Regions from separate parts of the Homo sapiens genome. Here all the other regions are linked to region 4. Evidence: chromatin contacts called from ENCODE Hi-C or POLR2A ChIA-PET data. All regions are on one chromosome and are shown on one strand. The core of a region is the stretch at or near the end of the contact, and the rest is flanking DNA. Distances in the headings are between cores, read along the strand shown. Region 1 holds the start of ST13 (ST13 Hsp70 interacting protein). Region 2 holds the start of ANKRD54 (ankyrin repeat domain 54). Region 3 holds the start of RBX1 (ring-box 1). Region 4 holds the start of RPL3 (ribosomal protein L3). Region 5 holds the start of CSNK1E (casein kinase 1 epsilon).

What was found. A loop is a pair of places that touch in the nucleus more often than their neighbours do. ChIA-PET counts read pairs that join two places held with the same protein, here RNA polymerase II (POLR2A). Pooled maps may share reads with other maps.
Region 1: a pooled map shows a loop between it and region 4 (12-fold over the local background). The contact joins the promoter of ST13 here to the promoter of RPL3 in region 4. A Hi-C loop is called at or near these places in 8 of 50 pooled maps. POLR2A ChIA-PET finds 5 or more read pairs at or near these places in 3 of 52 experiments (CD4-positive, alpha-beta T cell, MCF 10A and naive thymus-derived CD8-positive, alpha-beta T cell).
Region 2: a pooled map shows a loop between it and region 4 (14-fold over the local background). The contact joins the promoter of ANKRD54 here to the promoter of RPL3 in region 4. A Hi-C loop is called at or near these places in 6 of 50 pooled maps. POLR2A ChIA-PET finds 5 or more read pairs at or near these places in 3 of 52 experiments (CD4-positive, alpha-beta T cell, PC-9 and activated B cell).
Region 3: a loop to region 4 is called in a pooled map, with 19 times the contacts of the local background. The contact joins the promoter of RBX1 here to the promoter of RPL3 in region 4. A Hi-C loop is called at or near these places in 2 of 37 single-sample maps with no recorded cell type and 9 of 50 pooled maps. POLR2A ChIA-PET finds 5 or more read pairs at or near these places in 1 of 52 experiments (BJ).
Region 5: a loop to region 4 is called in a pooled map, with 8 times the contacts of the local background. The contact joins the promoter of CSNK1E here to the promoter of RPL3 in region 4. A Hi-C loop is called at or near these places in 5 of 50 pooled maps. POLR2A ChIA-PET finds 5 or more read pairs at or near these places in 2 of 52 experiments (MCF 10A and WTC11).

What each region holds. Positions count from the first base shown.
Region 1 is chr22:40,854,278-40,858,508 of GRCh38, reverse strand. It overlaps ST13 (ST13 Hsp70 interacting protein), which reads left to right and starts at 1,870. Exons shown (of 12, transcript NM_003932.5): 1 at 1,870-2,078. The coding sequence starts at 1,969. It overlaps XPNPEP3 (X-prolyl aminopeptidase 3), which reads right to left and starts at 1,361. Exons shown (of 10, transcript NM_022098.4): 1 at 1,264-1,361. The coding sequence starts at 1,327. RefSeq lists enhancers at 1,056-1,515, 1,526-1,745, 1,373-2,142.
Region 2 is chr22:37,842,949-37,846,983 of GRCh38, reverse strand. ANKRD54 (ankyrin repeat domain 54) reads left to right here and starts at 2,650. Exons shown (of 8, transcript NM_138797.4): 1 at 2,650-3,073. The coding sequence starts at 2,746. It overlaps MIR658 (microRNA 658), which reads left to right and starts at 2,613; the gene lies at 2,613-2,712. RefSeq lists a silencer at 2,480-3,179.
Region 3 is chr22:40,949,655-40,953,284 of GRCh38, reverse strand. RBX1 (ring-box 1) reads right to left here and starts at 1,907. Exons shown (of 5, transcript NM_014248.4): 1 at 1,809-1,907. The coding sequence starts at 1,886. RefSeq lists enhancers at 587-1,175, 1,631-1,840, 2,355-2,945 and a silencer at 1,891-2,470.
Region 4 is chr22:39,317,474-39,321,168 of GRCh38, reverse strand. RPL3 (ribosomal protein L3) reads left to right here and starts at 1,546. Exons shown (of 10, transcript NM_000967.4): 1 at 1,546-1,574; 2 at 2,577-2,769; 3 at 3,540-3,695. The coding sequence starts at 1,572. SNORD43 (small nucleolar RNA, C/D box 43) reads left to right here and starts at 2,056; the gene lies at 2,056-2,117. RefSeq lists enhancers at 1-777, 942-1,361, 778-1,667, 1,752-1,801, 1,668-2,557 and 2 more.
Region 5 is chr22:38,315,326-38,318,966 of GRCh38, reverse strand. It overlaps CSNK1E (casein kinase 1 epsilon), which reads left to right and starts at 1,534. Exons shown (of 11, transcript NM_152221.3): 1 at 1,534-1,807. The region is part of intron 5 of TPTEP2-CSNK1E (TPTEP2-CSNK1E readthrough); the gene reads left to right. RefSeq lists an enhancer at 1-94 and a silencer at 1,817-2,206.

The DNA of each region.
Region 1 (4,231 bases), core at 621-3,120, 1.5 Mb before region 4:
ACTAAACGATTGCAACGCTTAGTGCTGGCCACTCCGTTTTAGAGTTCTGTGCCTTTGCAAGTGTTCCTTCTGGTAGTATGGCTCCTTTAGTCAGGCTGGGGAGAGCCTTTCAAATAAAAGCAAATTCCAGGCCTGGGGCGGTGGCTCAGAGAGGAGGGTGGATCGCTTGAGGCCAGGAGTTCGAGATCAGCTTGGCCAACGTGGCAAAACCTGGTTTCTACTACAATTACAAAAATTAGCCAGGCGTGGTGGCACACGCCTATAATCCCAGCTACCTCGGGAGGCTGAGGCACGAGAATTGCTTGAACTCAGGAGGCAGAGGTTGCAAATGAGCAGAGATTGCCACTGCACTCCAGTCTGAGCAACAGAATGAGAGCCTGTCTCAAAAAAAGACTGAAAAATTGCACATCTTTCTTTTCACCTAATCCCACGGAGAGTTGTCTTTCTGCAGCTTTACTATGAGAACTGAAGAACAAGTTCTGTGCACTGGACAATAACTTTTTATTTTTTATAGTAAGAAGTCGATGTAATTAACATTCCATTTTAAATGAATTCAAGTATATCAACATAAACATATGCCAAGACATAGCTTTGATGTCAAATACCATACGTTCTGGTTCACACATTGTTCATATATTGACCCAAAAAACTGAAATACGATCCAATGGCAGATCCGCCTGCAAGGAAGGTGATTCAGTTTTCACTGATTAAGCTTTATGTTCATCAGATTAATTGCTCGCAATAGAGGACACCCTACAAAAAATTATTCTCCTTATCCTTCGTCTTGTCTTTGCAAACAGGACTTTCAGACACAGAACGCCCCAGAAGTATTTCGAAACAGTTACCTCTCCTAAGAGGAGCTGCTGAAAGAATTTGTTACTAAACATGCTTCGTGTATATTCTGGAGCAAGCTCTCACGCCTAACAGAAACAAGAGCTACTTGATGTGAGACACTTTGTCACTTAAGTGTGATAATTGCCACAACTTCGGAGTCCGAGTAACTTGGAAGACAGCCCCTCTGGGGGATGGCACACTTTTCTCTCTGCAGTCATTTCGGCTTCACAAAATACCTCAACGGTAGAGAACACACTGGGCCCACCCCTTTCCAGGAGCAGCCGGTATAGAAGAAATCCGCGGAGCACAGAGGGTTGGGGAGCGGAGGCCCCACCAGGAGAAGGGTCAGCCGAACCAGGGATCGCCTGAGACCAACTTGGGTCCCTCCAGGGGACACCATGGGAGGAGACCGTGGGAGAAGAGTCTAACCTGAGAGGCCGCGGACGTTTGCTACAGCGGGAACCAGCTTGGGGGCTGAGAGCAGCCAAGGCATTACGGCCTAACTCACGCGTCGGGAAGAGAAAGAGGGTAACGACGGGGAACGCAACCGCCTGCAGGGCCGCGTCGCCAGGAAACCGGGCCAGCCGCACCTCCCCTTCCGGCGGAGGCGGCTCGCGGGCCTTCCTTGCGCGGCGGCGCAGGTTGTGACGTCATGCCCCGAGCTGGGACCGACCCTCCGGCTCCACGCCCTTTTTTTTTTTTTTTTTTAGGTCCCGGGCGTTGAGCTCTACTCAGTGCACGCAGCCACACAATATGCTCTTGGACGTCGCCCCCTGGAGGGGATGTTATCTCCCGCCTCCTTGAAGTCGCCCATTTCTGGGGTTGCCCCATCCAGGGAGCTGGTTCCTAGTTAAGAATATGAGAATGTATGCGCAGGGAGGCAGGCAACAGCACGAACAGCCACGCTTCTAGAAGATTCTAGGGAGCGCGCAGGAGCAGCGCAGAGGGAGTAGGAATGAGCAGGCGGAGGACCCGAGGTCACGAGACCGTTGGGTGGGAGGAGCCAGCGGCCGGGGAGGTTCTAGTCTGTTCTGTCTTGCGGCAGCCGCCCCCTTCTGCGCGGTCACGCCGAGCCAGCGCCTGGGCCTGGAACCGGGCCGTAGCCCCCCCAGTTTCGCCCACCACCTCCCTACCATGGACCCCCGCAAAGTGAACGAGCTTCGGGCCTTTGTGAAAATGTGTAAGCAGGATCCGAGCGTTCTGCACACCGAGGAAATGCGCTTCCTGAGGGAGTGGGTGGAGAGGTGAGACCCAGGCCTGAGGACCGTTGGGGGCGGGGGAAGCACGGCCCCAGGGGGGAGCCAGGCTGGACCTGGCTCGGTCCGGCGGGCGAGGCGGGGTCGCTGCCCCTTCTTTGCCCGGGAAAGGGAGGCAACTTCGAGGGGTCATGGAAGATCGCGAGCCTTGGGTAGTACAGGAGCCGCGGGGAGCAGGAGGCAGAGCTGGGTTCCTCGCACCCTGAGGTTGCCCAGGGGTGTATCTTGGGCGAAATACAAAAACAGGACTGCGGATGCGTGGACACTGGAGACGCGAGGAGTGAAAACTGCAAGACTTAGATTTTGCGTGGGGTTGTTTTTCTTTCAGTCTTGTGTGCCCTGCTCAGGTCTCATTGGTACATAGCAGTTCCTTTACGCACTATTCCTTTACGTCGTGTTATAATAATATAACACTAGTAAGTTAAAAGTTACAAAACTAGTAAGAATAAAAATGATAACTGTAAAAATGATTGTTTTTACCTTACAGCGTTTGTAGCTGCGTAGGATTAATTATCTTGAGAATCACTTATTATACCTCCGTTACTTGGCAGTGTTATCACTCCAAACACGTCTGAGAAAAATAATTTCTTAAGGCCTGGCATGTTTCCAGGATATAATCTTGTTGTCTTTAACTGTAGAGTACTTCGCTACGTGCAAGGAGTTAATTGACAAGGCATTGTGCCTGGTGCTAGGAAACAGTATAAGTACTGTCTATTTAGACGAATAAATAGAAAAGTTCGTTTTGATATTTACTATATAATAGTAATTAGCATTTTATGTGTTGAAGGAGCACCGAAGAGAAAAAGTGACAGGGAAGTCTTCCCTAAGATGACTTTTTAAAAAATTATTACTAATGGGGAACTGAAAAGATGACATACAAATTGCACTAAACAGGGATAAATAGCAACTATGCAGACCATTGCGACTCCTAAGAGGTGCTGCTGTGAACGTTATGTGTTTAGTGACTTTTGTCTTTTAGAGACAGGGTTTGGCTGTATTGTCCAGGCCGCATACAGTGGCGGGATCACTGCAGCCTCCAATTCCTGGGCACAAGCGATCCTCCTGCATCAGTCTCCCAGGTGGCTAGCAGTGCGGGATCGAGCCACCATACTTGGCTAATTTAATTTTTTTGTAGAGATGGGGGTCCCATTAAGTTGCCCAGGCTTGTCTTGAACTCCTGGCCTCAAGGGACTCCCCCGCCTCCCAAAGTGGTGGTATTACAGGCGTGAGCCACTTCACCCAGCGTGATATTTTTGTGTGGGAAGATGAGCTCATGATTACCAAATAGCTCAAAGAATATTTCTTAACAACAATCTGGTTCTAAGGAAAAAACTCGTTACAATCTGTCAGCGTTGTATGTTGTATTTTTTTCCTCTAAGAAGTTTTTCAATTTTTAGCTCCCCACCAATTGTCTAACTACTGGAAGACTTACTTATATGTGAAATTCTGAGACCATTTAATATTACTATGTTAATAGTAACTTTATGAATATTGGTAAGAAGTCTATTTTGCAAACTCCTCAACCGGGAAATGTCAGGATTAGGAATTGAGGGCTAGGTTTTAGTCGTTTTCTCTATTGAACAGCTTGATGATCCAAAAGCCTTAAGATATTTGTATGCTTTTATCCTAATTATAGGAAAGAACCTGCAGTTAATAAATTCTTTCTAAAATTCCAGGTAACGTAGACAAGTATCACAGGAAGAAAATAGCCGGCTCCAAGAGCTGGCTCCACTTTACATTAAGTGGATACAATGTTTTTGTTTCATTCTTACTAGTGAGGAAGAGGAGACACAGAAGAACAAATTAAAAGCATGTGTAAGAACAGTGTCCTCCTGACTTGTGCTGGAGTGATTGTGCCTATGTAGAGAATTCCACTTTAAGGTTTGCAAAATATTTGTCAGGCACTACTATCTCCCAAACAAAAACAAGAAATAGTCATATACCTTATTTTAACATAGGTAATTCCAGTTTTTCTTTCTGATTCCACTTACATTCTTTAGCCATCCTGAGTTGGCTGAAGTATGGGGTGAAGCATCATGGCATATGTAGGGACTTTATTCTGAACTTAAATTGAGATATTTAATATAGAAGCTTTTTCTCTTTATTTCTGTATTTAAACTAAGATTTTTATAAACTCTGAG
Region 2 (4,035 bases), core at 1,401-3,900, 1.5 Mb after region 4:
TACTTGGGAGGCTGAGGCAGGAGAATGGCGTGAACCCGGGAGGCGGAGCTTGCAGTGAGCCGAGATCCTGCCACTGCACTCCAGCCTGGGCGACAGAGCGAGACTCCGTCTCAAAAAAAAAAAAAAGAAAAGAAATTACCTGAAATCTTATAGTCCATATATGACAGGAATTTGATACAGGTTGCTCCAATTTGACAACAATTCTCAAAATGTTCATGACATTTGAGAAGGAGTTGTGAAGTCAGAAGATTTTCATGGGGCTGGATGTGGTGGCTCATGCCAGCACTTTGGGAGGCCAAGGTGGGAGGATCACTTGAGCTCAGGAGCTCAAGATCAGCCTGGGCAATATAGTGAGACCCCATCTTAAAAAAAAATTGGGGCCCAGGCACTGTGGCTCACTCCTGTAATCTCAGCATTTTGGGATGTGGAGGCAGGAGGATCCCTTGAGGCGAGGAGTTCAAGACCAGCCTGAACAAAAAAGTGAGACCATGTCTACAAAAAATCAAAAAAATAATTAGCCAGGCACGGTGGTACACATCTGTGGCCCCAGCTACTCAGGAGGCTGAGGTGGGAGGAAAGCTTGAGTGCAGTGAGCTGTGATCACACCACTGCACTCCAGCCTGAGTGACAGTGAGAGATCCTGTCTCAGCACTGTATCCATTATGGGGCAGACGAGGAGAGTACAAATAAACATAGCATTTTTTTCCATATAGTACAATGATAAACCTCACAATGGCGACTGCAAACACTGAAAATTCTGGAAGTGCTTTTCCAATTGTAAGAGAAAGATTACTTTTTTTTTTCTTTTTGAGATGGAGTCTTTCTCTGTCGCCCAGACTGGAGTGCAGTGGTGCGATCTCGGCTCACCGCAAGCTCTGCCTCCTGGGTTCACGCCATTCTCCTGCCTCAGCCTCCTGAGTAGCTGGGACTAAAGGTGCCCACCACCACACCAGGCTAATTTTTTTGTATTTTTAGTAGAGACGGGGTTTCACCATGTTAGCCAGAATGGTCTCAATCTCCTGACCTCGTGATCTGCCTGCCTCAGCCTCCCAAAATGCTGGGATTACAGGCGTGAGCCACAGCGCCAGGCCTTTTTTTTGTTTTTGTTTCTTTCTGAGATGGAGTCTCGCTCTGTCACCCAGGCTGGAGTGCCATGGTGCGATCTCAGCTCACCGCAACCTCTGCCTCCCAGGTTCAAGCTACTCTCCTGCCTCAGTGTCCTGAATAGCTGGGATTACAGGCGTGCGCCACCACACCCAGCTAATTTTTGTATTTTTAGTAGAAACGAGGTTTCATCATGTTGGCCAGGCTTGTCTTGAACTCCCGACCTTGTCATCTGCCCATTTTGGCCTCCCAAAGTGCTGGGATTACAGGCGTGACCCACCGTGCGGAAAGATTACATTTTAACTGGGTTGAGTGGGAGGGTTTATATATGGAAAGAACTTTTGCCAGGACACAAGACCTGGTCCGGTGAGAGCTGGGCAACTGTGAATGAGTCTCTTCCCTCTGCTTTTCAACTCCTCACCTATAAAATAGGGATGGTCCTTCTTGTCTACTTTATAGAAGTGCTTGTGGGGTACGGGATTGTGAGAAGTTTTATGAAAACGTGCACCCATGAAATGTTGCTTGAGGAACACTTATTTGTTTCCTGGTCTTCTCCCATTGGATTGTGAGCATCTCAGGGGCACCAAGTCTGATCCTGTGTCCAGGACCTAGCAGTTACCTGGCTCAGTGACTGGCTGTCGAACTAAACTATTGCTCTAATGTAATCACTTTGTATTACAAATCTTTGTAGATCAGTCATCTACGTCGGGGTTACCTAGAGAACTCTGACTAAAGGAAATCCATTGCATTTAGACACTATTACTCACAGTTTGTAGTGGTATCTCCAAATTTCAACACATTTTCCCTTTCCCACGTACATTATGCATTTGTGGGAAGTTCTTTTTTTTTTTTTTTTTTGCGTTCATTGATTTACAACATCTATATCTACATGGATGGCGTGGCTTCTTCATTTTCCTTTGTGAGTGCCTGCAAATCATCTTAATCTGATTTGCTAAGGTATCTGCTTGTTTTCTCATTAGACTGGGAAATGGAGAGGAAAAAGAAAAAAAAAGGCCGGGCGCGGTGGCTCACGCCTGTAATCCCAGCACTTTGGGAGGCCGAGGCCGGCACATCTCGAGATCAAGAGATCGAGACCATCCTGGCCAACATGGTGAAACCCCGTCTCTACTAAAAATACAAAAATTAGCTGGGCGTGGTGGCGCGCGCCTGTAGTCCCAGCTACTCGGGAGGCTGAGGCAGGAGAATTGCTTCAAGGAGGCGGAGGTTGCAGTGAGCCGAGATCGCGAGCCTGGCGGCAGAGCGAGACTCCGTCGCAAAAAAAAAGCGTCTGAAATGCTGTTTTACTGGCTCCGGTAGCGACGTACAGCGAAAGCCAAGGTCACTTCAAGTTTGTAATTGGTTACAATGTCTGTCAGTCACGTTGCCGGAAACCCTGTCCAATTATCCTGCTTGTACTGTGCCCTCCCTTTCCGATTGGTTTTGGGACCGGTTTAAGCTGGAAGGGTAGTCATTGGTTCGCCGCTCTGTCTCGGCCTGAGCCCGCCCCCGCTCGGTTGCCGTGGTTGCGGGCCCTGCCCGCCCGCCAGCTCGCTGACAGCACGACTCAGGGCGGAGGGAAGTAGGTCCGTTGGTCGGTCGGGAACGAGGCTCAGGCGGCCAGGCCCGCGCGGAGCCGTTGCCATGGCAGCCGCCGCCGGGGACGCGGACGACGAGCCGCGCTCAGGCCACTCGAGCTCGGAGGGCGAGTGCGCGGTGGCGCCGGAGCCGCTGACTGACGCTGAGGGCCTCTTCTCCTTCGCTGACTTCGGGTCTGCGCTGGGCGGCGGCGGCGCGGGCCTCTCGGGCCGGGCGTCCGGCGGGGCCCAGTCGCCGCTGCGCTACTTGCACGTCCTGTGGCAGCAGGATGCGGAGCCGCGCGACGAGCTGCGCTGCAAGATACCCGCTGGCCGGCTGAGGCGCGCTGCCAGGCCCCACCGGCGGCTCGGGCCCACGGGCAAGGAGGTGCACGGTGAGCGGCGCGAGCGGCGCGGGGGCCCGGGGCGGGGCAGCCCGGGCGAGGGGCGGGGCCTCAGAGGACCAGTGGCCGCGCTTTGGTCGCCCCCGACCCTCAGCCGGGGTCCCCCGACGTCTGCGCTGAGGGCCACACTGACCCTTGAGTCTCCTTTCAGTAACGATGGTGATGATGGTTTTTTTAGAAAGTCTTCCTGCTCTGAGCCAGTCACCCCAGTCTTCTCTCACTGGGTAATTTCTGAATGGAAACTTCCCATGACTCGGAACGCTTATTGGTGAATAATAAAATGAGGTACTGGGGAACACTTTTATTATCATGGAGAGGGGAGGCCAGAGCCTGCAGCCAAGTCGTACCAGCTTGTTTAAATGCACGGACTTGGACTCCTTTACCACAGTTAGACCTTAGGGCAAATGATAGACCCTTTCAACCTTAGTTTTCTTTTTAAATTTTTTTATTTTTATTTATTTATTATTATTATCTTTTTGGAGACGGAGTCTCGCTCTGTTGCCCAGGCTGGAGTGCAGTGGCGCCATCTTGGTTCACTGCAACCTCCGCCCCCCGGGTTCAAGCGATTCTCCTGCCTCAGCCTCCCGAGTAGCTGGGGTTACAGGCGCCCACTACCAAGCCCGGCTAATTATTGTAATTTTAGTAAAGATGGGGTTTCACCATGTTTGCCAGGCTGGTCTCGAACTTCTGATCTCAGGTGATCCACCCACCTCGGCCTCCCAAAGTACTGGCATAACAGGCATGAGCCACTGGCCCGGCCTCAGCCCTAGTTTTCTCATCTGTAAAATGGGATGAGTTAAGTAAGGTAATGGATGTTTAGCTGTTATGCTGCCTTTGCTGTGCCCCAAACACTGCTGATACATGATCATCTGTCCTCACAAGAACTCTTTGAGACATAGAAATTGTTCCCACTTTACTGAAGAGGAAACTGAGGCTCAGAGAAATTGTCTTAT
Region 3 (3,630 bases), core at 658-3,157, 1.6 Mb before region 4:
GGTGCAGTGGCTCACGCCTATAGTCCTAGCATTTTGGGAGGCCGAGGCGGGCCGATCACTGAGGTCAGGAGTTCAAGACCAGCCTGGCCAACATGGCAAAATCCTATCTTTACTAAAAATACAAAAATTAGCCAGGCCTGGTGGCGGGTGTCTATAATACCAGCTGTTTGGGAAGCTGAGGCAGGAGAATCGCTTGAATCTGGGGGACGGAGGTTGCAGTGAGCCAAGATCGTGCCACTGCACTCCAGCCTGGGCGACAGAGTGAGACTCCATCTCAAAAAAAAAAAAAAAAAAAAAAAAAGGGCACAAACTTGAATTTCTGTGCAGGTTTTGGTGGCAGTTGCAGAAGAGCTCAAAATCTGAATAAGTATCTGCTCTACACAGCTCTGGAAGCATGAGCAATGAAGTGAAAGCTAGAGAACAGAATGAACTAAGATAATGACTGGATCATAAAATGGGTAATCATGGGATAAGCTGGATAATTAAATACCCGTGTCAGTACACAGAACAAGGTCATCACTTAAATCTTAGATTACTTCATAACAAATTCTACAATTCACTAGAATTTTGATTCTTACCATAAAATAAACTGATGTTCTCAACTTTTATATGTTTAGACTCTTCTATTAAGATAATAATTCCAGTAAGAGTTTAACAGAATTTCATTCATTCAACTCTGGCTTCCTCAATTACAAATACTCCCAAACCTTCTTCGCTTTCAAACCCCATTCTCAGTGCCTAGTAACTTCTTTACCACTTTTCACATCACAGCTTCAAGGTGGAGGAAAAGCCCCTACTTCTATTATTTTTCAATATGGCTGCTGGCTGTAACTGAGCAGCAGTGGCCACAATGAGACACCAAAAAGCACTAGGACGGGGGATATTGTCAGTGTTTAGCCAGATGTTCTAGGAATATCTTCCCTATTTTAGAATCTCCATTTTGAACAGCTTTCATGTTAGGTGAGAATCGATACTGTTCTCCCAAACTGTGGCAAACCACTAAAAGGCATTTCATGCAAAAAGACACGTTCCATTTTTGCTTTCCCACGCTTACCAAGTCGTTCGCGACTAGTACTCAACCCTCCCTAACTGCCACAGGATTTGGGCTCGGATTTTCTTAACAAGTTCCACCATGCTTTTTATTATTATTTTGGAAGGGGGAGATTCTGGACGTGACAGAGAACCCAAGAGTGGGGTGGTTGTGTGAAAAGCCAACAGACGTCTCAGAAGAGCCAAGCATTACACTCCAGACTCTAACCAGGCAGTGTGAGGCCTCGGTTCAGCGAGGATCCCTCCAAGTGAGAGGACCCCTCCAAGTGAGAGGACCCCAAGCTTCAAAAAGGGGCGGAGCAAGATCACCAAGGGGGGTCCTCAGAGGCCTCTAATGCGGTAGGACCTCAGGTTCCAGGCTCTCGCCGCACTGCCCCATCCTCCACCGCCGCATTCGCTTCGACTCCCCATTCCACCCACCCCACCCCACCCTACCCTGTCCTTCCCCCACCTCTCAACCACTCCAGTGACAGCTCAAGCGCTTGGCTCCCGCCGCCAAGTCGCAACCCCGCGTATCTCAATAAGCAGCTCTGTGATTGGCCCCTTAGCCTCACAGCGAAACCAACACTTCCCCCAACAGTGGGCCGCCGTCACGCCGATCAACTCTAAGACCCGCCCCCCGGCTTCCTTTCGTGGTACCCGGTCCCAGGAACGCCCTGAAATGAAACCCTTTACTCCGCGCCTCGACCATCCTCGGGCCTGCCAGCCAGATCCGCGCCTCTCTAGCTTCCCTGAGGAAGGCGCTGGCGAGACCCAACCTTTTTCACTTCAAAGCGCTTCTTGCCCGCGCCGCTGTTGGTGCCGCTCGGGGTATCCACATCCATCGCTGCCGCCATTTTGGAAACACACGGTCTGTCGTCCGACCACCGCGCCTGCGCAGCAGCGCACACTTCGCTCCCCCCACCTCCCCGGCACCTCCTCCCGCACCCCACCCCTTACTGGCGCGCGAGGCGGAGGTGGGGGCGGAGCACGTGACCACGCCTCTTAAAGGGGCTGTCGCAGGTCGCCCCACCCGCGAACTGTAGGCCGGGGAGGGGGCGGTGGCCGGAGTGGGTGGGGCGGGGCCGGGCGGGGCCGGGCGGGGCCGAGGCTACGTGAGCTAGCCGGGTGGAAACGTTCGAAAGGGCTCGACGTCGCCGCCTCCTCTGGGAAGCCCCCGGCCGCACTCCGTCAGCTGGGGCGGCGGCTGCTTCCTCCGCCTGAGCCAGACCTGCGCCGCAGTCCTGTCCTGCCTGCCGGGCTCGCCGAGTCGCCGCGCGGCTCCCGGTGCTGGCGTGGGTGGGCGCCCGCGGCCTGCCCCGAAACCCAAGAGTCCTCGCTGGTCTTTCGCAGACTCTGACCCGCTTCCGAGCCAGGCCCAAGGTGCAGTCCCCGTGGGAGGGCTGGGGCCCAGGCACCGTCTGGTCTCCGATTTCTGTTCGGGAACTGCTCAGGGATTCGATGGGGAGAGAGGAGACCCCCGAAGTTCCTCCCTAAGGCCACACTGAGCAGGCCCCCAGCCCTGCCTTTACTCGCCCGCCAAGCCTGGGGGGTGGCCTCTGCGCCCACATAGTCGCAGTCCTAGGACCGCCTTTGGTCGTGGTGCACGGTTTCACCGTAACGTGTGTCAGTCCCCACTCCGCATTCCTCAGTTGTCATCTTTGTAGGGTGATTTCTCCCCGATCTGTGTCCTTTTTCCGCTGCTTGTGCTGTAGTGAAACCGACCCATCTGCAGTCGCTGTATTTCTTGAATTTTTGTGAGGCATTCTTTTTTAACTCTTGTTGCCCAGGCTGGAGTGTAATGGCGCGATTTCGGCCCACTGCAACCTCCGCCTCCAGGATTCAAGCGATTCTCCTGCCTCAGCCTCCCGAGTAGCTGAGATTACAGGCGCCCGCCACCACGCCCGGCTAATTTTTTGTATTTTTAGTAGAAACGGGGTTTCACCACGTTAGCCAGGCTGGTCCCGAACTCCTGACCTCAGGTGATCCGCCTGCCTCGGCCTCCCAAAGTGCTAGAGCCGCTTTTTTTTTTTTTCTTTTTTAATTTTTTTAAAAAATAGAGACAAGGTCTCACTATGTTGCCTAGGCTGGTCTCGAACTCCTGGGCCCAAGTGATCCTCCCACTTCGGCCTCCCAAAGTGCTGGGATCACAGGAGTGAGCCATCCCACCCGACCCAAGCACCTGTACTTTGTCACTCTCCCATTTCTGGCTAGACCAGGACTCCCTTTGACATCTCTAACCTTGCAGAGGTGTGACTCTGCCAGAGCACTCTTAGATGTCGTACAGGTGCATTTGAAGCCTTGTATTTTCTCTTAAAAGATAACTGGCGGGTAATGGAGCGTGCTGACTCTATTGCTAAAGAGAAAGAATAGGCTGGGCGCGGTGGCTCACGCCTGGGAGCCACTTTGGGAGGCCGAGGCAGGTGGATTACCTGAGGTCAGGAGTTTGAGACCAGCCTGGCCAACATGACGAAACCCCGTCCCTACTAAAAATACAAAAATTAGCTGGGTGTGGTGGCACGCGCCTGTAGTCCCAGCTACTCAGGAGGCTGAGGCAGGAGAATCTCTTGAACCCGGGAGGTGGAGGTGGCAGTGAGCCGA
Region 4 (3,695 bases), core at 297-2,796:
ATGTCCTTCGGGAATGGTGTGAGGATTGAGATAATTTTTTTTTTTTTGAGCTGGATTGCACTGGCGCAATCTCAGCTCACTGCAAACTCCGTCTCCCGGGTTCAAACGATTCTCCCGCCTCAGCCTCCCAAGTAGCTGGGATTACAGACGCACACCATCGTGCCCCGCTAATTTTTGTATTTTTAATAGAGACGGGGTTTCGCCATGTTGCCCAGGCTGGTTTCGAACTCCTGACCTCAGGTGATCCGCCCGCCTCGGTCTCCCAAAGTGTTGGGATTACAGGCGTGAGCCACCGCGCCTGGCCGAGAGAATGCTTTTCAAACGACGGTGGGAGCAAAGGCCAGGCCCAGAATTAAAGAAGATGACAGGGTGGGACAGAGGAAGCAGGTGATATGAGAGCGTGTGCTCTGGCGCAGCCATGAGGCTGAAGTAGACGGTTAGGGGAGCGTCTTTGGTGGCCGCTGAAGTTGATGCTTAATTCCGAGGAAACAACGAGGCGGCCATGGAAAGTAACGAGATACTTGATTCTTAGAAAGATTTGTAGGGGGCCAGGCGCGGTGGCTCACACCTGTAATCCCAGCACTTTGGGAGGCCGAGGCGGGCGGATCACGAGATCAGGAGTTCAAGACCAGCCTGGCCAACATGGTGAAACACCGTCTCCACTAAAAATACAAAAAAAAAAAAAAAAAAAATTAGCCAGGCATGGTGGCGCATTCCTGTAATCCCAGCTACTCGGGAGGCTGAGGCAGGAGAACTGCTTGAACTGGGAACCGGTAGGCGGAGCTTGCAGTGAGCTGAGATCGCGCCACTGCGACAGAGCGAGACTCCGTCTCAAAAAAGAGATTTGTAAGGGACCAGCCTGGAAGCAGGGAATCGGTCAGGATCCGAGTCACCCTGGAGCCTAGGCAGAGATCAGCGAAAGCCCTCGCTGATGCATAGGTCTGGAAGGCGTGGGGCTCCGGGAGGCTGAGCAGCTGGACTCGGCATGACCAGAGGTCGTGAGGCCGTTCCGCAGGCTTGGGACGCTCCTGACCCTCAGAATCAAGCGCGGGCCACTGCATTAGCATGGGAGAAATGGCAGAGATAGGGCTTGAGGGAGGGATGCCCGAGATTAAAGGTATTAAAGGTAAATTGGTGTCGCCGCAAAACCAGCGTGGGAGCCAGGAAACGAGAGTTTCAGTCTTTCTTCGCTAATTCCAGAGATAGCTGCATATCACAGGAGGAGAAGCGACGCAGCCATTTTTCTTCGTTATTATCAAATTTGGCTGCTGCCGGACGCCGTAGATTTGTGGCTCACCCACCCTTAGCCCACCTCTCCGCGGCTTTTCACTAAGTTTGAACCCGACCCCTCGCCGTAGAGTGTGTAATTTCTGTCTCCGAAGCTGACGTCAACTTCTGAACGAAAGCTAGGAGCGGAAGAGCGTGCGTGGAAATGGCGCTCGGTACGTGCCCCCGACCTGTCGTCTGCCGCGGGGGCGCGCTCGCACGCCGGAAGGGGCGGGGCCAGATTTGGCTTTATATAGCGGACCCGTAAGGCCGACCGGCCTCTACCGGCGGGATTTGATGGCGTGATGGTATGTGTTGTAATGGCGGCCGTTTCATTGTCACCGGCGTCGGCACGGCTGAATCCGCGACGCATCGCCGCCATCCCGTCTTGGCCGGCGCCGGGGGTTTGCTTTAGGGGCACGGGCGACCCAGCGGGGACTTCAGTCTGGCCTATTTTCTGGAAAGTCGAGAGGCTTGTGAAGAGCGCTTGGAGGACTGGCTTTGGGCCTGCAGGTCGGCCAGAGAGAGGCCGTAAGGGTGGGAGCAGGCTTGGAGGCCCGGCGTTTTTAAAGCCATGAGTCATTTCTAAGTTTCGACCTCACCAATTCTATCATTAGTTGGGATTAGGGCCCATAACCTGCTTGTCTGGGTAGAAGGACCTTGGGTGGAGGTTCTCGGCGCCGTTCTCATTGGGAGGTAAAGAAGCTTGGGGGAGGGGAGTGTTGTGGAGTCCTCCTGAATATCTGGGGCCGCTGGTGCACTCCGAAGGCCTCTGGAGCTCGCAGAAACCACAGATGATGAACTTATTGACGGGCGGACAGAAACTGTGTGCTGATTGTCACGTTCTGATTTGGCTCTGCGGAGTTCTTTGGCCTGTGTGTATCAGTGTAATTAGTGTCCGGGCACCGGAGGCAGCCTATAGCTTAACATTGCTAGCTGCTACCCAGCGTTTGTCCCGGGAGTCCCTTTCTTTAGCGGTCAAAACCTTGCTAATTGGCATATAAAGCTGCCTGTTAAGCAGTTTTTAGTGCCACTACTTAGTGTATTTTTGTGTGGTTAGATAAAAAAAATGGGTCGTTTTCTTACAGGTTGAGAGGATTTGAAATAAGATTCAGCTTAAATTTTGTCGAATACAAAAGCATTCTTGACACGTGCGAGCCTGGAAGAGATAATGACCTTTTTATTCGGCTTGCTGGGTGTCTGGTCAGGATTCTTCAGTATTGCTGAGATTTGGAACTTAAGCAGCTGGGAACTAGAGAAGGGGGCACTGCTTTGGTTTGGGTGCTGACGGTGATTTTTTTCCCACCTAGTCTCACAGAAAGTTCTCCGCTCCCAGACATGGGTCCCTCGGCTTCCTGCCTCGGAAGCGCAGCAGCAGGCATCGTGGGAAGGTGAAGAGCTTCCCTAAGGATGACCCGTCCAAGCCGGTCCACCTCACAGCCTTCCTGGGATACAAGGCTGGCATGACTCACATCGTGCGGGAAGTCGACAGGCCGGGATCCAGTATGTACAGACATCCTAAAAGTTGGGGGAATAGGAGTGGAGGGGGAGGGAAATTGTAGAGATGGAGTCAAGCTGTTAGCAGAGGGCAGACTTTTTTTTTTAAGCAGGAGTTACACGTTGTCAGAACTGCTGCGACAGCAGAATGGGAATGCTTAACTTGAAAACTAATATTCCAAGGCTACAGATGGTCAGCACTGTTTGCTTTAGGTGCGGTGTGGGGTATTGATTTCAGAGCATAGTAAATTTGCCAGGAACCTTAGCAAAGAGAAGTTAACACTAGTGTGGGGGGTTGGAGCTGCTGAGGCTGGCATAAGAACTGCCTCATTCATGTTTTTTTCACCTGAAAGCTTGAATAATGGCCACTTACCTGTGTGTGTTCTACTTAGAGATGTCTAACAGCACTGGTTGCTGAGCCATGGAGACATTAATGTTAGGCAGTTGATACTGACTAATCTCTGAGCTCAGAGCTATTGTTAGGGCACTGAATTTTCCAGATAAATAGCAATCTTGTCTGCCTCCAGAGGTTTCTGTAGAAGAGAATTGAAGCTGGACAGGTATTTGGCTGTCTAGGGTCCTGATATTTTTTGTTTGAATAACATAAATGTGCTTTGAATGAGAGATAGGCAGTAAGGACAGCCCTGTGAGTCCGTACTGCAGGTGTGGGGCCCAGTTGCCCTTCCGGCCTAAATGGGCACTTTGCATTTTCCTAGAAAACATTACACCCCTTGCTTGGGCTCCTGCCAAGTCTGACTACTGCTTTTTTTTTGCAGAGGTGAACAAGAAGGAGGTGGTGGAGGCTGTGACCATTGTAGAGACACCACCCATGGTGGTTGTGGGCATTGTGGGCTACGTGGAAACCCCTCGAGGCCTCCGGACCTTCAAGACTGTCTTTGCTGAGCACATCAGTGATGAATGCAAGAGGCGTT
Region 5 (3,641 bases), core at 285-2,784, 1.0 Mb after region 4:
CAGCTATTCAGGAGGGAGGCTGAGGCTGGAGAATCACTTGAACCCAGGAGGCAGAGGTTGCAGTGAGCCGATATTGAGCCACTGCACTCCAGCCTGAGCCACACAGCGAGACTCTATCTCAAAACCAACAAAAACAAAAAGCAAAAAAAAAAAAAAAAACTTTGGGGATTAATTAACAAAACAACAACAGAAAGCACCGCGCAGGCCAAGTAAAGCCCACCACCTGGCTGGTGACCCCCTGCTCTGGCAAAGGTGTCACTGAAGGCAGGCCCTCCTGGGAGGAGGCTTCTCACTCTCCTGCTCTTGGAAATGGGCTCTAGATAGACCCAGTTTCCTGGTGATCGCTGGGAGAACAGAGCTGTCCTGTTGGGCTTTGTGGTCCTGGGCAAAGCCCTTCCCCTCTCTGGGCCAGTTTCCTGGCCGGCGAAAGGACTTAGTCTGTGGGGCTCCTGCCCGTTTGGACACGTGTGTGACTCAGTCCCTCAGCCTCGAGGAGGGAAGATACGGCTATTATAGAAGTGACTCCTCCCAGGAACTGTGCTTCCGGGATTGGACGCAGGGCCTCAGGCATTTTGCGTGTCCACAGTCACAACTGTGTGAATATAGGTGTGTCATAATTGGAAGCTTTGCATGGCTCAGTGTAAATATCATCACTTTAATGACTTTGTTCTGCAACCTTTCATCGCGGCTCTGCATGCCGGTAGAAGCTTTTATTAATTCTGTGACCTGGGGAGGACAGGGTCCTTCCTCCCATTTGCTGTTTAAGGAAACCCAAGCTCAGAGCTGGGAGGTGGCTTGGCTAAACGTGCACCACTCGGAGCCCAGACTCAAGTGTCGGTGCTTTGGTACTTGTGGCACCCCTCCTTCAACAGGGGAGAATGAGGTTGGGATCTGAGGGGTCCTCTCTGTGCCCATCACAGTTTGAGCTTCAGGGAAAAGAAGAAGAGGTCTTTGCCCTTCGTTTTTCCACGGGAGGAGAATGTATGAGCCCAGGCTACCTTTCTGGGCCTTGTGTCGACATCCCTAGCTGTCTCCTCAAATCTCTTGCCCTGAATCAACCTGGCCTGTGTTCTCTGCGGCACTCGGAACCTGGAGGCGGACTGAGCCTCCAGCAGTCTAACATCTTTTGCAGTGTCGTGAATAGCCGCCTGTTTTCGCAGGGGCCCAGTGCTCTGCCTGGAGAGGAGAGAGATCCTGGCAGGCGGGGAGAGGAGACTTTGGGTCTAGACCCTCCCCTCCCATCCCCTCACCTCCGCTTTTTGTGCGCCCTCCTCTTCCCTCTGTCCCCCCCGCACCCCGTCTTTTCCACCTGTGCCCTGGACTGCATTAGGGTGTCAGTATCTGTGTGCTCCCCCACCCCCACGCGTAAGCCCGCGCGCCTGCACTGAGGCTGGGGAACTGCGTCTCGCAGCTGCGGCCCCCAGCGCGGAGGGCGCGGGCCCTTTAAATCCTCCGGGGCGGCGGCGGCGGGCCGGGGATGACATCAGCGGGCGGGCCCGGGGCTCAATGGGAGCCGGCGGGCGCGCGCGGTGCGAGAGCGCGCGAGCCGGCGGCGGGGGCGGGCGGGCGGGCAGGAGGCCGGGAGGAGGGAGGCGGCGGCGGCGGCGGCGGCGGCGGCGAGAGCCCAGAGCCAGAGCCCGGCCGGGGCCGAGCGGAGCGCGGCGGCGGCGGCGGCGGCGGCGGCTGGGCCGGGAGAGGCTGGCGCGCCGGGCGGCTCCGCGAATCCTCCGGCATCCGCCCCGGCGGGCCGCCCCCGCCCGCGGCAGCCCCCCGAGCAGTGGCCCGGCATCGGCGCCTTCCCGGCGGGGTAAATATCGGGGGGCCGCGGGCCCGCGGAAGGGTGCAAACCTGGGGGGAATCGGGCTCCCTCAGCCTCTTTGTTTTTGCTGGAGAGGGAGGGAAGGGAGGGCAGACACACGCGCGTTCGCGCTGGGGTGTAGGGGGGGCAGCCCGGGCGCCGCCCGCTCGGCCCGGCGAGGACAAAGGCGCGGCTGGGGACGAGGAGGAGGGGGCCTGTTATTTTGCAGGCTCGCGGGGGAGGCCCCCCGGCCGGCCTGCCTCCGCTTCCCCCCGCTGGGCCCTCCGAGGCCCCGGCCGGCCAGGCGGCCACCCCGGCTGTGATTTGGGGACGCTGAGGGAGGGGGCTTGGGGTGCTGGGCGCCGGATACTGTTGATTCGGGCCCGCGTAGCGTTTCATCGGACAATCACCGGCGCCCCCTGCTCTCCCGGCCCCGGCGCCCGGACCTGGGGGTTCGCAAGGCTGCGCCCGCTCGTTGGATGACGGGCGTTTGGGGGTCCTAAGGTGAAGAGGTGTGTGGTCACCAGGCCACTGATTTGTTTTTCTTTGTGGAGAGAAAGAAAGGGGTGGGGGTTATTTGTCGGATCGGATTCTCCCATTTTTGTGTGAGAGATTGATGTCTTGCAAGTCTCTAAGGAACGCAAAACAGTGTCTGGGTGTCGTTAGAGGATTCCCAAGCTCTTGTTAATACCCTAACTCGAAGTGGGGTGAGCCCCCTCCCCAACTTTTCCCTTAGTTTTCTTGCATATTTTCTTCCTGGCATAGCCTCCTTCCTGGAGAAGGATTTGGAGAGAGGAGAAGGGGACACAAGTGTCTCAAGTTGCTTCCAAGCAATGCCTGTGTTTGGGTCTCCTTTGCCTTCGTTTCTATGATGTCCCTTCAATTTTTATTTTAATCGTCCGAGGGACAAGGGCCCCGGCTCAGGGGTAGGCGATGGTGTTCGGGGAGTAAGAAGCACTGCCCGTGTGCCATGCTGGTTGGTAGTTTGTCTAATTTTTTTAACCTGCTGAAACTCTTGAACCTTTATATCCACTTTTCCCCCCACTTTGTTTATCTCCCCCCCTCCCCCATGGGAGAAGCAGCAAAAGAACTGAAAAGCCTCTCCATTCCTGAATGAAGCTTTTCTGCTCTCCTCTGGGAGGCTTTTTGGGTATTGGTGCCGGGACAGTCTAGGCTCCCCCAGGGACCTTGGACCCCTGGGGTGTTGGGGAGCGACTGGGGGTCTGGGTGGCTGGCACATAGCAGTCAGGGGGTCCTGAAGGGCTTGCCCCTTCCCGCTCTCGTTCTCTGCAGACAGCCGGTGAGTGGGGAGAGACTGGGGGGTCATGTGCAGTATATTTATGTAAGACACCCAGACAGAGGGCACGGGTATTTATATAACCCGGCGTGGGTATTTATGTAATATAGGATGCGGGTATATTTATGTTCCTTTCCTAACCTGCGGGTTTCCTGGCTGCCATGTGTGGTCTCTGAATTGGTGTTGGCAGAAAGTGGACTGAGGTGTTGGGGGGGGGTTGCGTGCACACCCCCCCTTACCCCCCAACAGGGCTCACTGTGTGTGCCTGCTTTTCTTTCTTCCGTTGGAGTGTACACACTCGGGAAGCTGGACGTGTGTGTACGTGGGATGTGTGGCGTGTGGGTTTCCTGCAAACGTGGACTGTGTTCCCCTGGCAGCGTGGCACCTCAGCTGAGACAGGCCAAGCATATGGGCAGCGGCCCTTGATTGAGAGCCCAGAGTTTGGCCAGCTCTGGTGGAGGTCCCTGCCTCGTGGTTATTGGTGGAGGGCTGGTGAGCTCCTTGGGAGCCAGGTGCCGGGGTTCCCTGTCTCTCCTGGGATCTGCC